3 separate regions of the Mus musculus genome follow, and all the other regions are linked to region 3. Evidence: chromatin loops called from intact Hi-C (ENCODE). Cell type or tissue: left cerebral cortex. All regions are shown on one strand.

Evidence for each region. Hi-C counts contacts between places; a loop is a spot of excess contacts. Peaks named below come from ENCODE experiments on the same cell type or tissue, not always from the same donor. Only the 100,000 strongest peaks of a DNase experiment are listed, where the experiment ranks them.
Region 1: it touches region 3 in a loop (8-fold over the local background); 19 of 42 quality-filtered maps call a loop at or near these places.
Region 2: a loop joins it to region 3, with 2.0 times the contacts of the local background. A loop is called at or near these places in 9 of 42 quality-filtered maps.

What each region holds. Positions count from the first base shown.
Region 1 is chr4:100,403,895-100,411,894 of GRCm38, forward strand. It overlaps Ror1 (receptor tyrosine kinase-like orphan receptor 1), which reads left to right. Exons shown (of 9, transcript NM_013845.5): 5 at 3,919-4,046; 6 at 5,820-6,137. Among named protein-coding and RNA genes, the nearest start is that of Gm35760, 14 kb to the left of the region's middle. In left cerebral cortex, a CTCF peak has its summit at 3,843 (motif pointing left); DNase peaks (open chromatin) are centred at 3,542 and 3,834.
Region 2 is chr4:100,211,278-100,219,277 of GRCm38, forward strand. The region is part of intron 1 of Ror1 (receptor tyrosine kinase-like orphan receptor 1); the gene reads left to right. Among named protein-coding and RNA genes, the nearest start is that of Gm12701, 96 kb to the left of the region's middle. In left cerebral cortex, a CTCF peak has its summit at 3,196 (motif pointing right); DNase peaks (open chromatin) are centred at 3,204 and 3,825.
Region 3 is chr4:100,091,661-100,099,660 of GRCm38, forward strand. It overlaps Ror1 (receptor tyrosine kinase-like orphan receptor 1), which reads left to right and starts at 4,131. Exons shown (of 9, transcript NM_013845.5): 1 at 4,131-4,649. The coding sequence starts at 4,559. Gm35701 (a long non-coding RNA gene) reads right to left here and starts at 3,983. Exons shown (of 3, transcript XR_376465.2): 1 at 3,818-3,983; 2 at 3,565-3,699; 3 at 1,097-2,553. In left cerebral cortex, a CTCF peak has its summit at 4,106 (motif pointing right); DNase peaks (open chromatin) are centred at 3,095, 3,824, 4,112, 4,791 and 1 more place; H3K4me3 peaks cover 1,125 bases.

The DNA.
Region 1 (8,000 bases), 310 kb after region 3:
CTGCTGGACCCCACATAGGAACTGCGCTGGTGGTCAAAGTTGAGGAACCAGCATCTGGTCTGAAGGACGTTGGAGAGACACAGGGAAACCATCACTCAGCATGCAGTCAGCATCCAGGTGGCAACAGTGGGTTCCTGGTGCCCTTTCCCAATGCCTGTTGCTTCCTGATAGATAGTGGCATGACTCCACAACAGCACCCTGACTGTGCTACCTTGGTGCATCCTGTTTTTAGGTAGAGAGCAAGAGACATGATCAGGAGAAGTACATGCTAGTAGATCGCCCACTGCTAAAGGCAAAGGAAAGGGTGGCTGGGTCTTGATTGGTAGGAGACCAGCCAGCCCCATGGCTGCTACTCACACCGTAAAGGGAAGGCAGAACTAGCTACACATCGCTGTTCCTCATCATGTTCTCCTATATTTCCAAAATGGGAGCAGTCACACCTCTACGTGCTTCATAATCCTCTTGTCTATTAAATGGCTTGACATGTATTTTATAAGCATATGAAATCTGCAGTGCCTCAGACAGAATAAAAACTTGCTATAACGTCTTGTGAATAGATTTAGTCCTCAGCAGTCCCGAGGCACAGAACTGTTACAGACCTGACAATACAGTAAAGTGGCCTGAGCTCATAAGTGCAGTTCAACCCTGGCTATCACCTACTGCCTTTGCATATCCCAGGGAATCACTTAACTTCTCGGAGCTGGAACTATCCCTCCATAAAAGAGGGGAGGAGCTGGGCGGCATTGCTTGGAGCAAAGTAGATTCTAGAGGCTCAGCCTGACAGTTTGACCCCATAGACAGGAGGTGGGGCCTAAGGACTAGGAAGCGTTGAACTGTTCTTTCTCTCTCACCTTTTTAACTTATTTTATTTTATGTGCTTTGATGTTTTGCCTGTACATATGCCTGTGTGAGAGTGTCAGAACCAGGAGTTACAAACAGTTGTGAGCTGCCATGAGGGTGCTGGGAACTGAACCAGGCTCCTCTGGAAGAACTGCTGCTGTTGTTGTTGTTGTTGTTATATGTGTGGTGTACTTGGGTAGGCATGCTACCACATTTCTGTTGTTAGAGGACAACATTGTGATATCAGCTTTCTTCTTCTACTTACATGGTGGAGACAGGGAGTTTCCAAGGGTTGACAGAGCTCAGATGGTCCAGCCTGTAGGTAGCAGCTTTAGCAGTTGAGCCATCTCAAGTGTTTCTGCAGAAAGCCTAACATACAGCCAAGGCTGAAAGTTGCTCAGATGCAATGCATACTCACTTGCTTGTTTTGGGTTTGGGGTTTTTTTGTTTTGTTTTGTTTTTGTTTTTTCTTTCGTTAAGAAATCTCTGTCCCAGAGAGAGTGGTCAAAATTGCAGAAGTTCTGGGCATAATAATAAAAATAAAATCCAGTACACCTGCAACTGTGAACAGGTGATTGGAAATGGGCAGCCAACCAGTTGAATCTCACTTTAGTTTGAAAAAGAAGAAATATTTAGTACTTTTAGGAGTCTTGAACTTGAAAAGTGGTAAGAAGTTTAGCTTAAGCCTCACTCATAAACTATAGGAACTCCCAGTGGGTTAGAGATTTATATCTGGGGGTAGTTCCAAGATTTTGTCCTCCCAAGAGATATAAATGAAAACCTTAAGAGTTTAACATAGGGAGGGAAAACTTTTCTCACAAAGATGCTTTAAACATCCTGGCTCCACTAATGTGGGGGAACAGGAGAGCAAGGCCTGGGGTAGCAGGGACAGTGTGCGTCAGGGCAGACCCTGGTCTCTACTTCGGTTTCCAGAAAGCAACTTGAGGTCATCCAGAGCCTTCTTTTCCCTATAGGTTTATGGTATTCGTTACCCAATAAAAGTTGGGTTAATTTTACAACCCAGGTAAGATTTAAGCCAAAAAAGGGCTTCCATCATTACTGTAGGATTTCTGACAGTAAACACGTAGGGTGCGTGAGGGGCTGGGCAGCTCTGGAGTCACAGGTCTTCCTGTCAGGCAAACGGTACGCTCCTTTGTTATGGGTTTGAAGTTTCCAAGGCTTTGCTCTACAAACTATTTCAGGATGAACCTAAGACGTTCAGTTCATCTTCATCTTCAAGTCTAGGGACTTGGTGTAGGAAGCTGCAGAAAATGAGAATCCTGTCTCATGGCTTTTCACTCCTTTGGCGGCTACCCTCAGCCTGCTAGTCTCATAGGAATAGGAAACCTGTAGGTAGCAAAACCTAGCTACATAGCTCTGCTCATGGCCATAGTGAAAGAGAGAGAGTGGGGGGGGGGGGGAGGAAGAAAGAAGGAAGAAAGAGAGAGTGAAGGAAAAAAAGGAAGGAAGAGAGAGAGAAGGAAAGGAAGGAAGGAAGGAAGGAAGGAAGGAAGGAAGGAAGGAAGGAAGGAAGGAAGGAAGGAAGGAAGGAAGGAAGGAAGAGAGAGAAGGAAGGAAAGAGAAACAAACAGAAAAGAAAAATTAAGCACTTAGCAAATGTCTTCCTTTTGAATGAGTGTCCTCTAAGTTTGCCATAAATACATTAGTGACAGCTATGTGCTATCTCTGCAGTCTCAAGGGACTTCTCTAGCAGCCAGTCATGGTAGCTCCCAGCCACTTGAGAGACTGTGGTAGAACTAGTACACCTTCAAAGTGAGGTTGGACAACATATAAAGACCAGTCATAAACAAAATCAATGTGTCTGGGGTCATAGCTCAGTGGCAAGTACTCATTTGGCTTGTATGAGGCCCTAGTTCCATCTCCAGCACTGCTAAATTAACACACAAACAAATAATAAGCTTTTATATTATTTGATGGGGTCATATAGCTTATACCTATAGGGCAAAGAGGCCAGTTATAGCCTGTTTTAAAGGCAAAGGACCATGATGCACAGGTCTTGGCCAGCCTGCCTAGAGAGCACAAGAAGAATATTTTGGTACCCTGTCTTCTAACTTAGAAGTCAAGAAAGGCAAATGGGTGATACGTGGAGACGGGTGTTGACATCAGCCAGAGGGGAAGAACTGGGGTAAAGGTGAACTCACAGATGTAGCAGGCAGTCTTCAGGGGAGCCTACATCTGTTGTTCTACCCTCTGGCTCTGCCCTGTGTCTTGTGCATCCCCATTGAGGAGTGGGATGTCCGTCTTGGATCCTGGTCTCCTGTCCTATGACTTGTGGCACTACAGCTTTCTTGTCATTGCCTGGCGTCCCCTGTCTTCAAGATAAAATCACTTCCCTTGTTCACTTATTATTTTAATTTAAAAGTAGCAAAAATCTTATGGCCTTTTTTTTTTTTAAAGTTTTAACGGTCAGAGAGAGGTAAAGTGTCTGTTGATGCTTGCTTCGGAGTTCTTTGGAGTGGCTGGTCTCCAGTCTTTTGGTCTGTGGCTTGCTCTGGCTTCTTGAAGATAGACAGGACAAGTTGTACCCAGTGAGGAGCCAGGAAACCCTCCCATCCTCCCTCCTAGCCATACTAGCTTCCTACCCTGTGGATCTCCTAATTGACATGTCAGTTGGTGTGGATCTTGTGGCTAATGTGCGCACGCCTTTGTAGCAAATGGAGCAGAAATAATCTGCACTTAGAAAAACAAAACAAAACAAAACTGTAGCGCATGTGCCCAGATTTCCAGCTTGCTTCCTCTTCCCTCACAGGGCTACATCATCTTCCAGCACACCACCAGCTGCAAAAATAAAAGTTCTTTCCCATATTTAAGGATGATTTTTGCGCTTCAGGATGATTTTCTGGGGGTGTAGGAAACTTGACCAACGTGACCAACAGATGTTTTAAGGGATGTTTGAAAACTGAATTTATAAAAAAAAAAAAAAAAAGTCTGTAAATGTAGTCTTCATTATATGGTGCCCAACTGCGCCCCCTTGTGACCATTTAGAGCATTGCAAAGCCAGAGTGAGTAGTGTGTGAGGGTAGTTCTGTTCTAAGAATCATTGTGCTTTGTTTTTAGAGATGAGTATGAAGAAGATGGATTCTGTCAGCCGTACCGAGGCATTGCATGTGCACGATTTATTGGCAACCGCACTGTGTATATGGAGTCTTTGCATATGCAGGGGGAAATAGAAAATCAGATCACAGGTAGGTAACATCAAAGAAGTGATACTTAGCCTTCCTTAACTATTTTTTTTTCTTGCCAGGAGTTTTTCTGGGCTTCTTTCCTGACAGAGAATTAGGCTAAGCTTAGGGTTGGGAGTGGGACCATAAAGAGGCATAAGATGTGATCTCTGTGCTCTGGAATTTACATTAAAATAATTTATTAGAGGTTAGCCTTGGAGGAAAAGGAAGCTTCGAGAAGTCTCACATTCGTGCAAACACTCAATAAATATTCCTGAGTGCTTTCGGTACCCTGGGACCAGACTGGACACTCGGGACTATGAGGGCGTGAAGGAGCCAGGTGTGTCTCTACCCTCACAGAGCTTGCGTTTGGAGGCAGCATGGTGTAGACTAGAACAAACAAGGACTAGAACATTGATCCCAGAGCTGTTGTTACAGAGACAACATCAAGAGACTTGCTGTTCTCCATGAGCCCCAAAGTGAAACACTTCCTAACAAGACTGGGGGGAGGGGCAGGCCATCATGCACCACTTTGACTTGAAGATTTTAGGAGACATATGGACCAATCCAGGACAGAAATATGGGAGAGAGAAAGGGCCAGAAACTCTGTTCTCTGAGCAACTTGACAGAACTGAGAAGCAGCTGAGGGGAACTGTTGAACCAAAACATGGACAGGAAGTGGAGTGGCTTTTGCTGAAGCCCTCAGGGGTGGGGGGCTGCGGGGGTGGAGGTTGAAAACAAGAGTAGACACAGGCTGGACAGAGAGGGGCCACTGAGCCCAGGGTTTCTACCCAGTATAAGAGCGTTTGGACACACTTTAAAATAAGGATACACATTAAATAAATGGCATTCTGATATAAATATTTGGTAAACAATGTATAATAGCCCTCTCTTGCACATGTTCCATGGGTATCAGCTTGCTGGAAAGTATTATAGTTCCATTTTGTTTTTGGAAAACTCATTTCATTCTTTTTGACCCAACGTTTCCCAGACTTGTTAGCCTCTGTGGCCCTTCTCAGAAGCCCTTGATAAACTGTGGGATTAATGGTCCCAAGGAACTCAGTTTGTGAAACAATGTAACCAGCCTCTTGGGGGGCCTACAGGGCTGGTGCACTTCTGGGATAGATGCCCTGCAGTGTAAGATTTGGCTAACAGACCCTGAGATCCCACAACACATACTGGGACAATGCCCTGTGCAGTGTGAGGTTAGGCTAACAGACCCCAAGATATGGAGATGCACACTGGGACAACTGAACTGTGGTCTTCTGGTGTATCGCGTCATTTTCCAAAGATGGAATAGACAGTATTCAAGGCACGATGAAACGAAGCAAATGATACAAAGCCACCCAACAACTCTTGCCATCAGGCAACGCAGTGCTATGTTCCGCTCAACCCTGCCTGAAACAAGCTCTGACCTTGGGCTGTCAGATGTCTTAGAGCCTCAGAAAATTAATTAAAAAAAAAAGAAAAAGAAAAAAGTACAGGGTGAAACACTCTCTCTGTAGAGAGAAAAAAACAAAGAAAAATATATTGTACTTTAACCCAATTAATTCTTTTTATTAGGAAATGGTACATATGTAATTCAATCCTGTTTTTCTAACTTTGTAGTCAAAATGATTTTTTCAAGCCCGTGAAAGTGAGATGCTTAGACATCTGAAATGAATCTCCTTCCCTTGGCCTTGTGGGCTTCAGCCCAGCAGATTCCCTGCAGTGTATTTCTCCCTGGTATCTGTTGACTGGATCACGGCAGAGATAAACCCTGGCCCCTGGGAGTTAATAGCTCTGTTTGTTTTTCAGCTGCCTTCACCATGATTGGCACCTCCAGCCATTTATCTGATAAGTGCTCTCAGTTCGCCATCCCTTCCTTGTGCCACTACGCCTTCCCGTACTGTGACGAAACCTCATCTGTCCCAAAGCCCCGTGACTTGTGTCGTGATGAATGTGAAGTGCTGGAGAATGTCCTGTGTCAGACAGAGTACATTTTTGCCAGATCAAATCCCATGATTTTGATGAGGCTGAAGTTACCAAACTGTGAGGATCTCCCCCAGCCAGAGAGCCCGGAAGCTGCAAACTGCATACGGATTGGCATTCCCATGGCGGATCCTATAAATAAAAGTAAGTGGTGAAACCTGGCCCTGACACACAGTAACTGTTCATACTGGGACAACGACAGCACCCACTGACCACTGACCTTCTAGTGAGCCGTATACCGTGCCTGAGCATTCTGCGGTAGATTAGATAGAATTGCCTCAACGAAACTTCATGGAAAGAGAATTAAAAAAAAAAAAATACAGGATTTTTTTTTAATAACTTAAACACAGAATTACTAAATGTCCCAGCAATTCCACTCCTGAACCTATAACTAAAAGAATTAGAAACAGGTCTTCAAATGGAAATTCAGATAAAAATAATCACAATGCCGGCTGGCGAGATTATCAGCAGTTAACAGCACTTACTGTTCTTCCAGAAGACCCAGGTTCAGTTCCCAGCACCCACCTGGCAGCTCACAACTGTCTTTAAGTCCAGTTGGGGGATCCAATGCCCTCTTCTGGATGCATAGGCACCAGCATGAATGCAATGCACACATATACATACAGGCAAAGCACACAAATACATAAAAATAAAAATAAATTGGTTTTAAGAATGTTTGTGGTAGAACTATCCACAAAAGGGGCTGGGGGTGTATGTATCTCAGTTGGTAGAATGTTTGGAGGGCATGCACAGAGCCCTGGGTTCATTCCCAGAATCACATAAACTGAGTGATGTATATCTGTAATCCCAGCACTCAAGATGGGGCCATGAGGATTATCAGTTCAAAGCCATCCTTCCCTACATTGTGAGTTTGTGAGTTCAGGACCAGCCTGGGATAGTAGAGACCTTGTCCCAAAATAAGTGGCTTGGTTGGGTTTGTTTATTTGTTTGTTTTTAATAAAACAAATGATGGTATGTCCACGTATTGAAATATCATCAATGAAAGGAATGAAAAGCAGACATATGCCACAACTGGGTGAAACTTGGAAATATAACGCTAACACAAGAAACCACTGCATGATCCCAGTTCTATGAAGTGTCCAGAATGGACAGATTCATTGAGACATGAAGTATATTTGAGGTTCTGAGGCTGTGGTGGTGGGAGGGACTGTCTGATGGATGTGGAGTTCACTTTGAAGATAACAGGAGTGTTATAGAAAGGAATGAAGCTGTATAGCCCTGGGAAGGTATCAGGTGTGCTCATATCAGGTGTGCACATGTTTCATGTTGTGTGGGCTAGACCATACTTGGTAAATACACATGAAGGTGTGTCCCTGTCTCTGTCCTGTCCCCGCTCCAGACAGCAGGTTGTCCCTCTGCCTGTTTGCCGTTCATCTAGAATTAATTCTCTTTGGTAGTTAATGCCACTTGTGGAGTTAGTGTATAACATTTCTATCTTACCCTGTGGCCAGCTGAAGGACCATGTAAGAGAGCCTGCTTTCTCATGGGTGGCCCACGTCATCAGCACAAACAACCCAATTCCCACTTGAAACACAGGCTGCCCCTAGTAGACTTCCCATAAGTTATCTCTAGACACCCCCAGTTGGAATAGAAGAAAAAGTTTGCCTTGAATCCTCCTTGAACCACTAACTTCTGACCCATGAAAAATCCCTCCTGTGCCCCAGCTGCCTCCCCAATCCCATTTCTTCTTGTATTCCCCAGTTAGAAACACTGCAGAAAGTCATTTTATTCCTGAAGCATAAGCTTTAAATCCTCCCAGGAATATAAGTACAAGGCAGGCCCTGAGTCCAAGCCCAGCATACAGATCCCCTCCCTTCCCCCCCCCCAGCCCCCCACCCCCACCCCTGCACTAATCTGCCTGGAGAAAGACCTTCCAGGTGCTTAGCCTGCCCCACCCCGCCCCTCCCCACACCCAAACTGTTGCTAGGAAGGACAAATCCCCTTCTGTTTCTTACTAGCACTCTGGACTTCTTTTATGTTTTTTAG
Region 2 (8,000 bases), 120 kb after region 3:
TTTAGTCCCCATGTGAACATCTTCTTTTAAAAAGATGAGGACATAGAGTGTCTGAGGGCTGAGTGGTATGCCCACATCTTCATTAAACTAACAAGTGGCAAAGTCAGACTTTAAATCCCGTTTTGATTCTGACACCACATTTCTGAGTACTGGTACAGTCATTCCTGCACAGCTTCCAGTCTGAGGCAGAAGCGGGACAAACGCTGCTAGTTGGTGTGCAGGGTGAAGTGGATAGCAGAGGGTGTGGTGTGTGAGGAGTGTTTCCTCCTGGCACTTGTTACTTAGTAGAACTGAAGATACTAAGCACCCTGTAATGTGCTAGTGAGTGAGTCAGTCATACCCAGGGAAGGATTATGCCTTAATGGCATTGTTTGGTAAGAAACAGTATGGGATCCCTCTCTATGAGACATGTGTTCTTCTAGGAATCTGATTCTGTTCTGCACACTCGTTCTCTGGGGGAACATCCTAGAATGGTGGGGTTGTTTTTATCCCCAGTCTATTCCTAACCTCCACCACTAGAAGAAGCTCCCCCACCCCCATTTTCCTTGCCCTGATGTGCTGAGATGTTCACGTGAGAGGCTCTCAGAAACCTTCTTTCAGGAGGAACAATAACTTCAACCTGATCCCTGTGATCTGGACACCATTGTGGTGGGAAGGGGAGAAGAAGAGCTTTGTGGGGGCCCCGATACTTCTGTGGGTGCAGAAGCAACTGGCATATAATTGCAAAAAGGGTTGAAAGGAGTAAGGGAGGAGAGGAGGAGATTTGTCGGGACGGGGCGGGGGGGGGGGAGTACTGCAGCGTGGTAATTGGAGATAGTAGATGGCAACCCCCAGTGAAGCTGGGAAGAAAAGACTGTGTGCTTCACAAACACAGGACGGAAGGGGTTTCATGTTTAATGTAAATACACCTGCCGTTTGTTCTCCAAAGCACTGGTTCCAGGTTTTGAGATAAAATAGCATTTTGAACATTGTGCCAGTGGAATTTGTCTTTCTGTGCCCAGGCACTGCTGTTCACTTTGTTCTCAGCAGAAACTAGAGAAGGGAGAGAGCCCTGACTGGCTCCAAGGTCTTACCCCAGCCAGCATTGCTACATCCACCGAGTCTCAGTCTGGATCTCCCCCCTTCCCCCCCCCCCCCCCAGACAGGGTTTCTCTGTATATATAGCCCTGACTGTCCTGGAACTCACTCTGTAGACCAGGCTGGCCTCAAACTCAGAAATTCACCTGCCTCTGCCTCCCAAGTGCTAGGATTAAAGGCATGAGCCACCACTGCCTGGTGTTACATCCTTTTTGTTTGTTTGTTTGTTGGTTGGTTGGTTGGTTGGTTGGTTGGTTGCTTGGATCCCTTGACATTGCCCAGCAGACAGTCACCCTTGTGGCCAACCCTGATCATGTCACCCCCTGCTTCTACGCTTACCACTGTGTTATAAACAGAGGCAGAAACCCTTACTTCTCTTACAGAAGTCCCCACTGCTTTTTGCCTTATGCCCATCCATCTATCAGATGCTCATCCCTGGGTGGTCATTGCACTGGCAGCCCCCAACCGAGCGAGCCTGTACTGGTCCCCTGCCTGCAGAGCCTCCTCCTCCTCAGTTCCCTTCAGCCTCAGTTCTGTCCATAGTTGGTGCCCTATGTTATTTCTTTAGGGTGCTTTCTCTGAATCTAGCCCACCAGTCAGAGATACTGACCCTCTCTTACACTGCTCTTGGTACCCCATGTCCTCCCTTTGTGGCTTTTGTCCCTGATTATAAGGATGAATTTGTATACTTATTTGATTGATCTCTGTGAACTCTACCAGTTCAGTGGCTCTGAACCTTCCTAATTCTGTGTCTATTTAATACAGTTCCCCATGTTATGGTGACCCCCAACCATAAAATTGCTTTCATTGCTACTTCATAACTGTAATTTTGCTACTGTTATGATCATGATGTAAATACTTACATACTTATGGAGACAGAGTTTTGTCAAAGGGTCATGACCCCACAGGTTGAGTACCATTGTTATATTGTGGGGGTCATTCAGGCTAAGTTGGCTTTGTAGTGATGTTGGTATTGCCACAAGCCTGATACTTAGAAGGTACAAGTGTTTGCTGAGTGAAAAACTGAAGAACATATCTTAGTTAAAACACCTAAGCAAATGAGATGGGGAAAAAATTCTACAGTTATAATTCTACAATTGAACAAACTCTATTTTTGATTTTTTAGTGTATACTTTTAAGTTTTTATTCATTCTATTAAAATAAAATGGCTTCTCATTTAATTGTATTAGACACATGATTGAATATCCACCAATTGTATTTAACTTCCAATCATTTTTTTAAAAATTAACTTGTGTCTCTAGCTGCATATATAACAGAAGATGGCCTAGTCGGCCATCATTGAGAAAAGAGGCCCCTTGGTCTTGCAAACTTTATATGCCCCAGTACAAGGGAATGCCAGGGCCAAGAAGTGGGAGTGGGTGGGTAGGGGAGCAGCGGGGGGTGGGGGGAAGGTATAGGGAACTTTCGGGATAGCATCTGAAATGTAAATAAAGAAAATATCTAATAAAAAAAGAATCAAAAAATTTAACTTTTTGTAGTGAGACCTCCCCCCCCCCAACATGATTATATGATATGTTATTTCATGGAAACTGATGCAGAAATGACATCGTGTCACCTTAGTGAGTCAACATCTTACATAGCCAAAACGAGTACATGCCACAAAATCAAGGTTGAACGTACAGGCAAATGGAACCATGTGGCAAAGGATTTCTAGACCATGCGGGGAGCGTGCTGGCCACAGGAAATGGCTGTGGCTGGAAGTGGGGAATGTGGCAGGCTGTTAGAGTTGCTACCTGCTCCTGGTCAAAGCAGGCCTCTTGTGTGGAATGCCACCATGGCTCTGGGACATGGGCAAGAAAAATGGTTGCCCTGGGATTCTCTAGAACCCTCTTGGGCTTGTAACAGGGTACTGACGGAGGGTGTGTTTTTCCTTGCTTCATGCCGAGGCAGTAAGGAGAAGTCACTTGGGACCCACAGTGCTGTGGAAGAGGGTGTGATCAGTCAAGTTGATCACACTAATTCAGCCTTTAGCAGACAGCACAAAACAGTGACTCTGTAATGCAGATCCCCCACAGCACCTTCTGATGGAATGACCCTGAATGACTTAGGTACTGCTTGGTTTACCACAAAGGCAAGGAAGGAGGGCTAGGAAGGGTAGCCACAAGGGGGCACTAAACCAGAGCCAGAGGCACAGAGTAGGGCTGGTTCCTGACCTTTGTCACTGTTTCCTGCTCTCTGCTGAAGAAAGGTCCCTTCAAAGGTCCAGATGACAGCAGGCTGATTGTATTTCAGCCACCCCACACTGCGTGCTTGCTCTGAGCGGACACCTTTTGCTGCAGAATCCAGGAGCAGTGAGGTCATTACCACTTTCATCCCTGATTTATACACTAACTCCTTGAGACACGAGGAGGGTGGAAAACAGGATTTGAACGCAGATCTGTGTGAGCCCAAATCCTGTGCTTTCCCAACCACTACTGATGAGGAATCTCAGTAGGTTCTTAAGAAGGAGCACGCTCCTCTCCGGAGGGTTTGTGACCCAAGAGTATGAAGAGAAACAAGGCGAGCTCTGTGTTCCCACTTGGGGAAAGTTAATATTTCACTGCTCTCGAGAATTTAGGAGCTTGGTTAAAAACTCACTATTAAACAGGGATTTTCTTTAATTCCTTTTGTTTAAAGATTTTCTTGTGAAACACTCTATGTACTGTGCCTCCCTCTGAGACGTCAGTGGTGCCAGACCGTTAGGGAGTTTGTGTAAATAGAGAGACGGCCAAATGCTGCCCACACAAGTCGTGAGGCATGAGGCTGAGTGTGTGAAATGGTTTCACAGGCAGCCAGGGCTCAGAGAGTGTCCTGGGACCTCACCTGCTTCCCAGGATCTGAGGACAGGGCCGTGCAGGCCTAAGGATAAAGATCCAAAAATTGTCTGACTGTTCATTGGGAAAAGGCGAAGTCTGATAAGGAGATGCAACCGTTTAGTCTTGAAAGGTCAATATTAATTATTGTTAATGCATATCTGGATTTCTTTTCTTATTTTCAAACTGACACTTCTTACAAAAAACAGGAATATCTAGAGAGTAAATAATGGGACAAGAATGCTTTGAAACATTTTTGAAATGATGGTTCAGTGCCTGGGGTCAAAGTGTAGAGCTGGTTTTCTTCATGTATTAAGAAAATACATAATTTTTAAAAAAATTAACATTGTTTTGGGCAGGACTGTATTATATTTACATGTTGAAAAATGCTTTTTTGTTTTTTTACAACTAATAGGAGCTTAGCATTGTGAATAAGGAGCAAAGAGAGCCGGTGTGGATGAATGCCCTCTTTCTTTAGTTGCAGAATTTAATAGCTGCCACTGAGAACGTTTTCTTTTAATCAGAGAAAAAAATTATTTTGTCCTTGACATTTATGCCAAAAGCCAGCCTAGAGAGTATGTTTTATAGCCAGTGCTGGATTACCCTAAAGGTAGAATTTTCCTATGTACAATATTCACTGAGTAGATTTGATTGCGTTAGATAACCGATCTATTAGAGAATCTTTCCAGTAGTTCCCCAAAGATGAAGATGCCTGGTGACAGGAGGATCACAGGTAAGTGCTCACATGCTTCCTGACTCTGTGACCTTGAGTGACCAGTACTGAGTCTGTTTCTTGATACAGGAGGAGATCTTATGTGCCAGCACCGTCATGCTGTCATAATGATTAATGTGGCTAAACATTTAACATAGTCCTTGGCAATTATTGAGTAGTCACTAAGTATTTGTGATACAGAAATGATACAATAACTTAAAACTTGCCCCAGAGAATGCTTCCTTTGTGATCTGGTGAGCCCTAAGAATGTAGAGAAAATGAGATGGCTCAATCTTCTAGAACAACTGCTAAATCTAAGTTTAGCAGAGGCAAACGAAGCTTAAGACACTGCATGCGGAGGTTGTTAGAGAGGCTCTGCTACTTTATTAAATGCCACGGGGAAACTGTCTGTCACCTCTTAGCTTTCTTTCCTCTATTTGTACATGCTATCAGCACATGCTACATATGTTTAGGCATTAATGGGCAATCTCAAAGAAATACATGATATAGATAGACCCTGACCTGATGGAAGTTTTTAGTATATTTGCAAAATTAAATAGACAAAAATTAAATATCAAAATAACATCTAGCTGCCAAATAAGGGGAGTATTGGCGGGAGGTAGAGACCCCCAGCACACCTGGGGTTGCAGCATTGGCAGTGGGGAGGGAACCTGCATCCTATGACAGAGCAATGGAAAGCTTCCTGCTTGTCAGGGTGAAGTCAAGGAGGAAGCTGGCTTTGATGGGAACGAGCAAGGCAAAGGCAAGGAGAGGTGGTTAGCAAGAGAAGCTCATTAAGATCTAAGGCTCTCTTTGAACCTAAAGTGTCTGTCTTTGTGGACTGATCAAGCTTGTCTGTCAGGCCCTTGTCCACCACCATGATTCATTAGCCTGTCTCCCTTATCATCATATCAAAAGTAAGACAAGAGGCAGACACAGATAGGAGGAAGTACTTTGCTTCTTGCTACTATGCCAAACATAGTTTACATACCACAGCCAGTGACCTGTCAACCCACCTCTCCTGGACACTTAATCATTTCCCTGGAATCCTCTGGAATAATTTCTCTATGCGTTAGTATATGCTTCGGAGTGTAGTCTTCTTCCTTCCCTTCAACTAGCCGACCTTCTCACGGAGTTCCAAGGTGGCCCAGGCTATGTATGACCTCTTAAAGTCAAAGTGCACCAGCATGAATTCAGCTCCTCCACACCCTGTTAATAGGGCACTTAGTACAGGCCCGGCGCTTGGTATCTGTCTGGCACTATTCTCTATTTTTTTCCATGTATAAATTCAGCTAACTCTCCAGAGGAAAGAAACAGTAGGAACAAGGGGAGACTTTATGAACGTACCAATTTATTAGATAATTTATCTTCAGTTCCTCCTATAAATATTTATTGAAGACTACTGTATGCCAGGCACCAGGACTCAGTCCTGGCAGAATTCCTGAGTAGACAATCAAAGACTGAAGCAATTCAGTAATCATAACCAAGCAGCCAGTATGGATATTTTATCAGCATCTCACATTCTGAATTGACTACTCAACACACCTTGTGTTCATGAGAGCAGTACTATATTCAATTTGGATGCACAAGAGGCTCTCCTGAGAATCATGCAGTGATGCCTTATCTGGGTTGGCTGTGCTATGGTAGAGCTCGAGAGTCTGCATTTCTAACATGTTCTCTGGGGGTGGTGATGCTGTATTCTCATGTGAGCCCTTGGAGTGTCAAGGTGTAAGGGAACCAATGAATGACAAAGGCAACCCAAGGACAATTGCAAGAAGAGATGGTAGCTTGCACACCACAAAGGCAGCAGGCCTCAGCTTAGCAGGGTCCTCACAGTCACCCTCACCACCTTACGTACCCAGTGACTGGTTCATCGAAGCCCAGTGGCACTCCCAGCATTCCTTCAAGGAGCAGTGCCAGCTGTCTCCTTTAGAATGTGATTTATGCGGTATAGCAGAGACAAGTGGTAGACCAGAGGCCAGGGCGCATTTGGAGACTGTGCGTTATGAAAGCCATAGGCAGTCTGTGTCTGGGTTTCCCCACTAGCAAAACAAAACTGGTAGCTTGTGTTCTGTCTGCTCCAGAGTGGGAGAACTCTATCTATCCCAGTGGTGGCAGATGAGAGGGACACGCAAAGGCTTCTGGGGGAAACAGAAAAGCTACAAAGGAAGCTGCTAGGGGAGGGGGATGAAGCCTTGTGAGTTACTACTGTATGTTTGTCCAAGGGGTCGCAGGTTGTGTGATCATAGACTATTCTATATTCATGAATTGTGAAGACTTTCTAGGGAAGCTAAGCTGCAGATCTTTCTAGAACAAGCCAGCTCAGCTCCAAATTTCCCTAGACCCTGTTTGATAGCTAGAAAGCTATCGTGTCTTTTCCCTCTTTGTGCTGAACCTACTAAGACTGAGGGGAGATCAAGCTGGGGTTGAGGCTCAGTGGTAGAGCATTTGAGAGGCTCTGGATTTGAACAGCAGCACTTAAGTAACGATAACAATAACTATTGCTGTTATTATAGGAGTCTGTTGAAAAGGGAAATTAGAGAGGGGGGTAATATTTATTACTTCCTGCAATATATTTTATATAATCTTTATAACACTCTTAGGAAGAAATGGGGCACCTATAGCTTGGGGATGCTCACTTGCATCAGTTTCTTTTTGAAAGGGGGGGGATCCCTTTCAATGGCATAGCTCCCAAATTGTGCTTGCTAAACTCTTATAGGTCTGTGACACCAACAGCTCATTGTGTACAGGTTATTCCAGGACCAGATTCCAGTTTAGGATGAAGCCAAGAGTTTCTTGGTTACACACATCTCTTTGCAAGTGAAAGAATTGTTTCAGAAGTCTTTGGTTTTAAATGTGTTGACTTTCATAAAGAACTCTACAGCTCGCTTCCCCTAGGAACAGAGAAGACCTGCAGCAGGAGACAGCAAGTTTGCTCTCGTTCTTAGTATTGGTGGGAGTGGTAAAGAGGGGCTTTTGTTGAGTGGTTTCCATGTGCTTGAAAGTATGTGAAGCCCTCATACTTTCTGTGAGGATCTGTGCAATCCTCACAGCCCTGAGTCTGTGGTTTTGTTGCCTGCATTTCAGATGAGAGGAAGTTGGATACTTAGCATAGGTCCATCACCTCCAAACGGACCAGATGGACTTCAGTTCTGTTCTTCAAGCCACACTATTTATATTTGCTCCCATGAAGTCCCACAGACTATGATGACCATCTGGCTTTAGAAATTAGCAGTGGCCTGCAGAGGAAAAGAACTACTCAAACTAATAACAACAATAATGAAAGTGATTGCCAACTTCCTCTGCTGTGCGTAAGGCTTCCTTAGCCAAGACCTGTCATATCTCATCATGTCACAGGCTGTGTGAGATCACGGGGCTCAAAAAACCCTGGGCAACTG
Region 3 (8,000 bases):
CAGCTATATCAGGCTCCTTTCAGCAAGCACTTGTTGGCATCCACAACAGTGTCTGGGTTTGGTGATTATATGTGGGATGGATCCCTAGGTGGGGCAGTCTCTGGATGGTCTTTCCTTCAGTCTCTGCTCCACACTTTGTATCTCCTTCCACAGGTATTTTGTTTCCCCTTCTAAGAGGGACCAGAGTATCCACACTTTGGTCTTCCTCCTTCTTGAGCTCATAAAACCAGATACACTGAAACTAATAGAAAAGAAAGTGGGGAAGAGCCTTGAGCACATGGGCACAGGGGGAAATTTTCTGAACAGAACATCAATGGCTTATGCTCTAAGGTCAAGCATTGACAAATGGGACCTCATAAAATTGTAGAGCTTCTGTAAAGCAAAGGGCATTGTTAATTGGACAAAACCAACAATTTTGGAAAAGATCTTTACCAATCCTACATCAGATAGAGGGCTAATATCCTATATATACAAAGAACTCCAGAAGTTAGACTCCAGAGAAACAAATAACCCTACTAAAAATAGGATAAAGAGCTAAACAAAGAATTCTCACCTGAGGAATACCGAATGGCTGAGAAGCACCTAAAGAAATGTTCATCATCCTTAATCATCAGGGAAATGCAAATCAAAACAACCCTGAGATTCCTCCTCACACCAGTCAGAATGGCTAAGATCAAAAACTCAGGTGACAGCAGATGCTGGAGAGGATGTGGAGAAAGAGGAACACTCCTCCATTGCTGGTGGGATTGCAAGCCTGTACAACCACTCTGGAAATCAGTCTGGCGGTTCTTCAGAAAAGTGGACATAGTACTACCTGAGGACTCAGCTATACCACTCCTGAGCATATACCTAGAAGATGCTCCAACATGTAATAAGGACACATGCTCCACTATGTTCATAGCAGCTTTATTTATAATAGCCAGAAGCTGGAAAGAACCCAGATGTCCCTCAACAGAGGAATGGATACAGAAAATGTGGTACATTTATATAATGGAGGACTACTCAGCTATTAAAAACAATGAATTCATGAAATTCTTAGGCAAGTGGATGGGACTAGGAAATATCCTGAGTGAGTTAACCTAGTCACAGAAGAACACACATGGTATGCACTCACTGATAAGTGGATATTAGCCCAGAAGCTCAGAATATCCAAGATACAATTCGCAGACCACTGTGTTCTCTGATCTGTTTGTGTCAATACCATCCTGGCAAAGACAAGGACTTGGTCGGGGGAAGCCTGCAAGAGAGACATTTCAATTGCTTGAAGTCTTTCTCCTAACCTACCACAAGACACAAGGCAGGAGTGATTAGAGGAGAGAGAGAGAGAGAGAGAGAGAGAGAGAGAGAGAGAGAGAGAGAGAGAGAGACTGGTGTGGGCTTAAGCCCAACCTTGGGCTGGTTTGTCTGGGCTCCAGACTTGGTTTTGGGCAGCTTTGTGACTCTGGGTGGGGAGGGTTTATCTCCCTGAATGCCACAGCTCTTTTATGTAAAACTGTCCAGGAGGGTGCACCAGCCCATCTCCACAGTCTTTTGCTACTCTCACATTCCCCATGTCTATGATTCTGTGATTAAGTCCCTGGAAGGTTTAAGTACTGATAAAAGTGCCATTAAGTTCTGTAGACTCAGTAGTGGCAGCTGTCTGTTACCTAAGATACCTGGTCCGCTGGGGGTTGGGAGGTCAGAGGCAGGCTGTGAGGACAGGAAGGCTTCCTGCCTGACAGCTTTTGACACTATCATGGAGGGAGAGCCACCTGTGCTGTGCATGATAATTGAGTTTCCTTTGATTTCTGGGCCCCAGCATACCGAAGCCAACCATGAAAGACACTTTCCCAGCAAGAGGACCTTCTGCCGTAAGTTCCCCAGGCAAGTGACTGGAAATAACGGAGACAGGACTGAGTGGGTCACAAGCACTGAGACTTGGAAGACACCAATTTGTGGGGATGAACTGGTTGTCCCGAAGGCCTTCTGTCGATCATTCCCTGACCTGAGGTCAGACTCACAGAAAGAGGGAAAACCATTAAGGCAGCTGGGGCTGGCTCTTGCTCTCCAGTCTTAGCAAAGAATAGGTGATTATTTCTCCCACAGGGGCTGGTTGTTCACCTACCTGCGGGCCCCAGGCTGGAAGTTTAGAGTCTGTGACTGCTGGGATGCACATTGCCTATTGCTCATGTTTCTGCTCTCCCAGCCTGCTCTCTGTGGAGCATCAGAAGCACGTGGGACAAAGAAGACAAGGAACTAATCAGATAAAAAAAAATTCTTCAGATTGTGGTCTAACTCTTGTTCACGGATCAAGTTCTTCTGGTTGTTGTTTGAGGAACCCAGGCAACAGAGACAGTCAAAACAGAGTTTTTATCCCCAGCAAAGTGACAGCTCATTATAAAATCCTAACGCTGAGTCCAAGAGGCAGCGGTGAGAGAGATCCCATCTAAACTCATTTACAGAGACCCTATAACATGCGGGGCTTCAGTTAAGGTCTTTCAGCCTCCTCATGGGAACAGGTCTGGGTATTGTCCATGGTTCATAGGGAGTGTGGACAAGTCATTCATTTTCTTTCTGCAAAACAATATTTTAAAAAAATTATTATCATTAATAATAATAATACTTATTTACTTTACATCTCACTCACTGCCCCCTTCCTGGTCACACCCTCCCATCATCCCTCCCCAACCCCTTCCCTTCTCTGAGCTGGTGAGGGCCTCTTGGGTAACCCCTACCCTGGCACATCAAGTGCCTTTGAGGCTAAGTGCATCCTCTCTCACTGAAGCCAGACAAGGTAGCCTAGCTAGAACATATCCAGGCACAGGCAACAGCTTTTGGGATACCTCAAACTCCAGTTGTTCAGGACCCACATGAAGAGCAAGCTGCACAACTGTTACATATGTGTGGGGAGGCCTAGGTCCAGCCTGTGTATATTCTGTGGTTGGTGGTTCAGTCTCTTGAGAGCCCCAGGGGTCCAGGTTAGCTGACTCTGTTGGTCTACTTGTGGAGTTCCTATCCCCTCAGGGGTGGCAATCCTTTCTCCTATTCTATAAGATTCTCCCAAGCTCCATCTGCTGTTTAGCTGTGGGTGTCTGTATCTGTCTGAGTCAGCTGCTGGGTGGAGCCTCTCAGAGGATAGCTGTGCTAGACTCCTGTCTCTGCACACCAACTTTTAAAACTGCAATATGTCTCACTGTCTATAATGCAGCAGGCAAGCAGAAGGTACTTAGTAGGAAGCCAGGTGACCATGGACAGATTCTGAGTATCTTTGTGTTCTGGGGAACAATATTGACAGGGGTCCTTAGCTACTCTTGCATCCTTGGAATCCAAGTCAGTCTGGCATACAGTGGGTGCTCACTTTATATGATCCAGGGTGTTCTTGGTACTGAACTCCCAAGAGCATTTATGAATTACAAAACCAATAAACGGCAAACCAGGAGAAAAAAATAAAAACACTGTAAGTAATGTAAATAGGAGGTAATAGACTTGCTTAGCTGAGCAAGAGCAAGAGAAATACACCGTATGTAAAGAAACAGAACACTTATGTGATATAAAAAATATTAAAAAGACAAACTGAAATATTACTCTGTTCATGTTCAGAAGGCAGAGAAACAACTTTCAGGAGGCCGGGGGGACAGTGACAATAAAGAACGAAGATGAATCTTCTCTTAATGTCCTAAAAGAAGCAGATCAGATGAGCTTGGTGTAGATGTAGTGGTCCTAGGATTAAAAACAAGAAGACACATGAGTCACTTGTATTTGGGCTCCCCCTTAAGCAACTTTTGGGAAAGAAGAAATTAAATGGGGCACGGTGTAATATCTGTACATGTTCCCTCACCCAAGGCAGTGGCAGAGAAAGACAGTTAAAATCTGGGCTTCCTAACTTATCCAGTCACACTTTACACTGGAAGCCCATCTCCCTAAAGTCCTTCTCCGTCAAAATGTCTCAAAGGTCCCATCAACATCAATGGCTGGTCCCCAGCGAGTGGGGGGTGGGGAGTGGGGTTGGGGGGGAGGGGGAGGGGGCGGAGGGGGGATGATGGGTTAACAGGAGGTGTGGTAGCTGCTTTCCGAGATGCCTTGGAAGGTGCGAGTCCAGGAGGTAGCAGTAGAGGGCGCTGGGACCCCGGCCTGGGCCCGCCTCTGCCATTGGTCCGGGCTGGGGCGCTGGGTTGTGGAGTTGGTGGAAAGTGACAAGTTGGGCGAGAAGAGAGATCGTGGAGAGCTGGAGGAGCCTCGGCTTAGTGAGCCCCGAGACCGCAGCTCCAGGCACTGGGCACGCTCTTCTGCAGTCGGAGCCGGAGACACACGGTTCGCAAGAGCGACACAGAGAGCCTAGGACTGAACAGCCGGCTGAGTCAGGGCTGCTGCGGAGTACCGACCGGGAGGAGCCGCGCTCCCAGGTCCAGGGCGGCAGAGCGGAGACGAGGGAGCAGGTCAGAGGGACAAAGAGTTTTGCAAAGGCCCCCCGGTGTCCTGCGAGTGCCTGCGGCAGGACGAAGTGACCCGGAGCCCTGGGCGAACCCGTGGATGTTCTGCGCGCCGCCAGGGAGCCGCCAGCACCGCCACGAGAGGAGGAATGCACCGGCCGCGCCGCCGCGGGACGCGCCCGCCACCGCTGGCGCTGCTGGCCGCGCTGCTGCTGGCCGCACGCGGGGCTGATGCCCAAGGTAAGCAGCGCCCGCGCCCGGGTTCCACCGTCCGCCCCCCCCCAGAGCTGAGTGCCCGGTGAGCGCCTCGCCGGTCCCGGAGCTGGTCATTCGACCGCCGCCTGCACGGGCCGCCCGAGGGAGGCCATCCAGGACTCTCTCTGAAGCTCGGCTGCGGGCTGGGCTCTGGAGGACTGGTCGTAGGCATCCAGCTGTGGTTGTCAGTGCTGACAGGAAGTGTAGAAGAACTTTGGAGGTGGTGTGTGTGTATGTGTGTGTGTGTGTATGTATGTTGGGGGAGATGCTGATCCTTTGCCTATCTCTTTCTGGATTCCTACCGCACCCCAACTGGGGTCCAGTTTATCTACTTCTCTATCCCAGAAAGAGTTTGTATTTTCAGTGGCGCCTCCGACAGAGCCCAGGCGGTCCGCGAACCCATACAAACAAAAGCCCTGTACTCCCAGGACTCCCTTGTCCTTGCGTCTTCTCTGTTTGGTGTTCGGAGCCTCCTGCCCTCTAGAGGGTCATCCTGCAGACCAAAACCTTTGCTCTTCCGCTGCCACTTTGTGCAGTTAGAGGCGGCCTGCTGCTCCAAAATACTCTGGACTCCGGGGTGCACGTGTGCAAGTGTGTGTGTGTGTGTGTGTGTGTGTGTGTGTGTGTGTGTCGAGGTGGAAGAAATAGAGGTCATCTAATGCATACTTGATTTTGGTCATCTCCAGAGACAATCGCTACAGTTAGAGAAAGCCTCCACCGGCAGCCGGAGCGTCTTAGTTCCCTGCGGGAAGCTTGGATCCTCGCTGGGTCTGAGCCTGCACACAATGAGAGGGAAGAGCCCGCTGCGCCTGTGGAGACAACCAATTCATTCTTTGGAAGTTAGAGGGGGAAAGTTGATTAAAGTCTCTGGGGGTCTTGGGCCTCACTTTTAACATGCATCCCTTGAGGGGGTGTTGGAGCCCCTGAACTCTTCCCGCCCCCACTTCCAGCCCCCAGCCTCTCTAGATAAACAGAAATATTTACCATTCATATCTTTACCATTCATCTGTAAGCCAGTTAGGGAAGAGTCTAGTTTACTGAACAGCTGGGGAAAAGAACCACTCACTGAATGACTGCTGAATTAGTTTCTACTAAAAGTTAGGGGTGACTTTCTTGGTACAAAGCTCTCAGCAAGGAAGCTGGGTGCGGATTTTGATCTCCTGGAGGTGACTCTGGGATGGGAGCAGCGCTCACCCAACAGAGTTCTGAAGTGTCGTTATTCTAATCTAGAGGCTCCACGGGGGGGGGGGTGTGAATACAGTTTCTAATTTCCATTAAGATGCACATCAGCAGGGGTGCTCTATCTTAAGGGAAAACCCTGATGAAATGTAAACAGTTTGCTCTCCTGGATGTTTTTGCTTGGGGATGCCAAACATCTGGCTCTTCGCCACTACACCTGGGTGAAAAGCAGAAAATGGGGCCGTGCTGCCGACCCGTGTCCAGCACAATTGGGGTGATGGTACCTAAGGCTGGATTCCTGGCCTGGGGGCCTTGATTAATTCCATTGTTCCTGTGCGCTCCTTTACTTTCTCTTACCCTTTCATCAGCCAGTGATTTTGAGGTCACAGCCTCTGCTGATTGGGATGGGATGAGATGGGGGATGTAGGGGTGTTTACCTTTTTTGGTCATCTGTTTTTAAAAAAGCCACCCACGCAATGAATTTGCCAATGTAAAAACAATACCGTTGTCAGTAGCTACCCAAAGTTCTCTTTCCTTCCTGTTCCTTATTCTAATAATGGGTTCAAACCTGTTGCTGTCTTACCACGTCTTAAATCCCTTTTCATTTTTGTAAATCTCTGTTCTGGCCTGAGATTCCTAAGGCAACCCTGCCTGTCAATGGCTCAGGACATAAGCTTGAGAGGAGATATATTTTATCTATTAAGTTATTTTAAAAAAATTAAAAATGGATCAGTATTTCGGTATTTCTCTCATCCCTTTTCTATTTGATTGGCAGGGAGGAGAAAGCCTTTATGTACATAGTTTCTGACCTGCTAGTTGTTGATCCTCCCAGCTACCTCCTACCTGCCCAAAGGTATAAACACTCATTACTGCTCCCAAGAGCTCCAGACTGTTGGAACCTACCTGAGCCTTTCTCAGAACTGTGCTCATTCTGTGGTTTGGCTGCTTGAAGCCAGAGGGAGGTGTCCCAAGACTCAGCTGTCATTTTCTAAGTCTCCAATTGCTATGTCAGTAGGTGTCCGTCCCTGCTTCATTTAGTATAGGAGTCTCCTGAGGGCCATGAGCCTGTTAGCTTTGCTGGTGAATTCATTGAGGGCCCTTATCAGTCAGCTTTAGCTTTTATTAGGGATGTTTGGATAATCCTACCTTGATGGCAAGGAGGCACCACCCAGAGGCATAGGTAGAGGGTGTATGGTCAGATTGCCTCTGGCAGTGCTTGCTTATCAGTGATTTACTTTATTTGAAAACACACTAGGCTGTTTTGTTCCTCCAATGGCTGGGATACTTAGGGGTTATTTTATTTTACTTTTGTATGTGAGTGTGTGGTGAATATATGTTTGTGTTTCTGTGGATGTGTGCACATGTGTAGGCATGTGGGTATTCCTCTGAAGCCAGAGGTCAGTGTTGAGAGTCTTCTTCAATCAATCTCTACCTTGATTTTTGAGACACGTTCGCTTACTCCGCTGGAGGTCATCTACCCAGCTGGGCTGGCTGGGCTTGTCTATGCCTGGGGTTATATGAGCAGGTTATATGAGTGAGTGCTGGGGGAATGAGTTCAGCTCCTCACGTTCATAGGGAAGGCACATTACTTGACTGTGACATCTCCTAAGACCAAGAGTTCTTTCAAAAACTCAGCTTTGATCTCTTTTATCCTGTCTCCTGCATGTGAAAATAGGCTCCAAATTAGACTTTTAAAATATTTCTAAATGCATGTCGCTTGCATCCAAAGGAACATTCTGCCTGTGGTTTGATGACAAGCACTTACACTGCTTCAAATATTAACAAAACAAAACAAAAACACCAAAAACGGTATAGAGCATACTATGGAGAACTGATACTTTTAAACCTTATGTATGCTTGACATAAATGTCTATTTGCAGAGAAATAGACTATGCATTTGTGCAAATATATTAAGGGGACCACAGTTTTGCTGAGTGAGTGGAGGAGAGAAAACCTTTTTGGTTATATGTAAAAGTATATGGTTATTTCCTTCACTTAGTTAAAAACACAGCCCACTAATCAGAGATTATTCATTTTCCGTGTTCTAGTAAAAAGAGTAGTATCAGAGGAACCCATTAGCCAAGCTTAATGGCTATAACTCAGGCTTTGGCATTGACAGACCTGGGTCTGACTCCTCCTTTTCATTGTGTAGGCAAT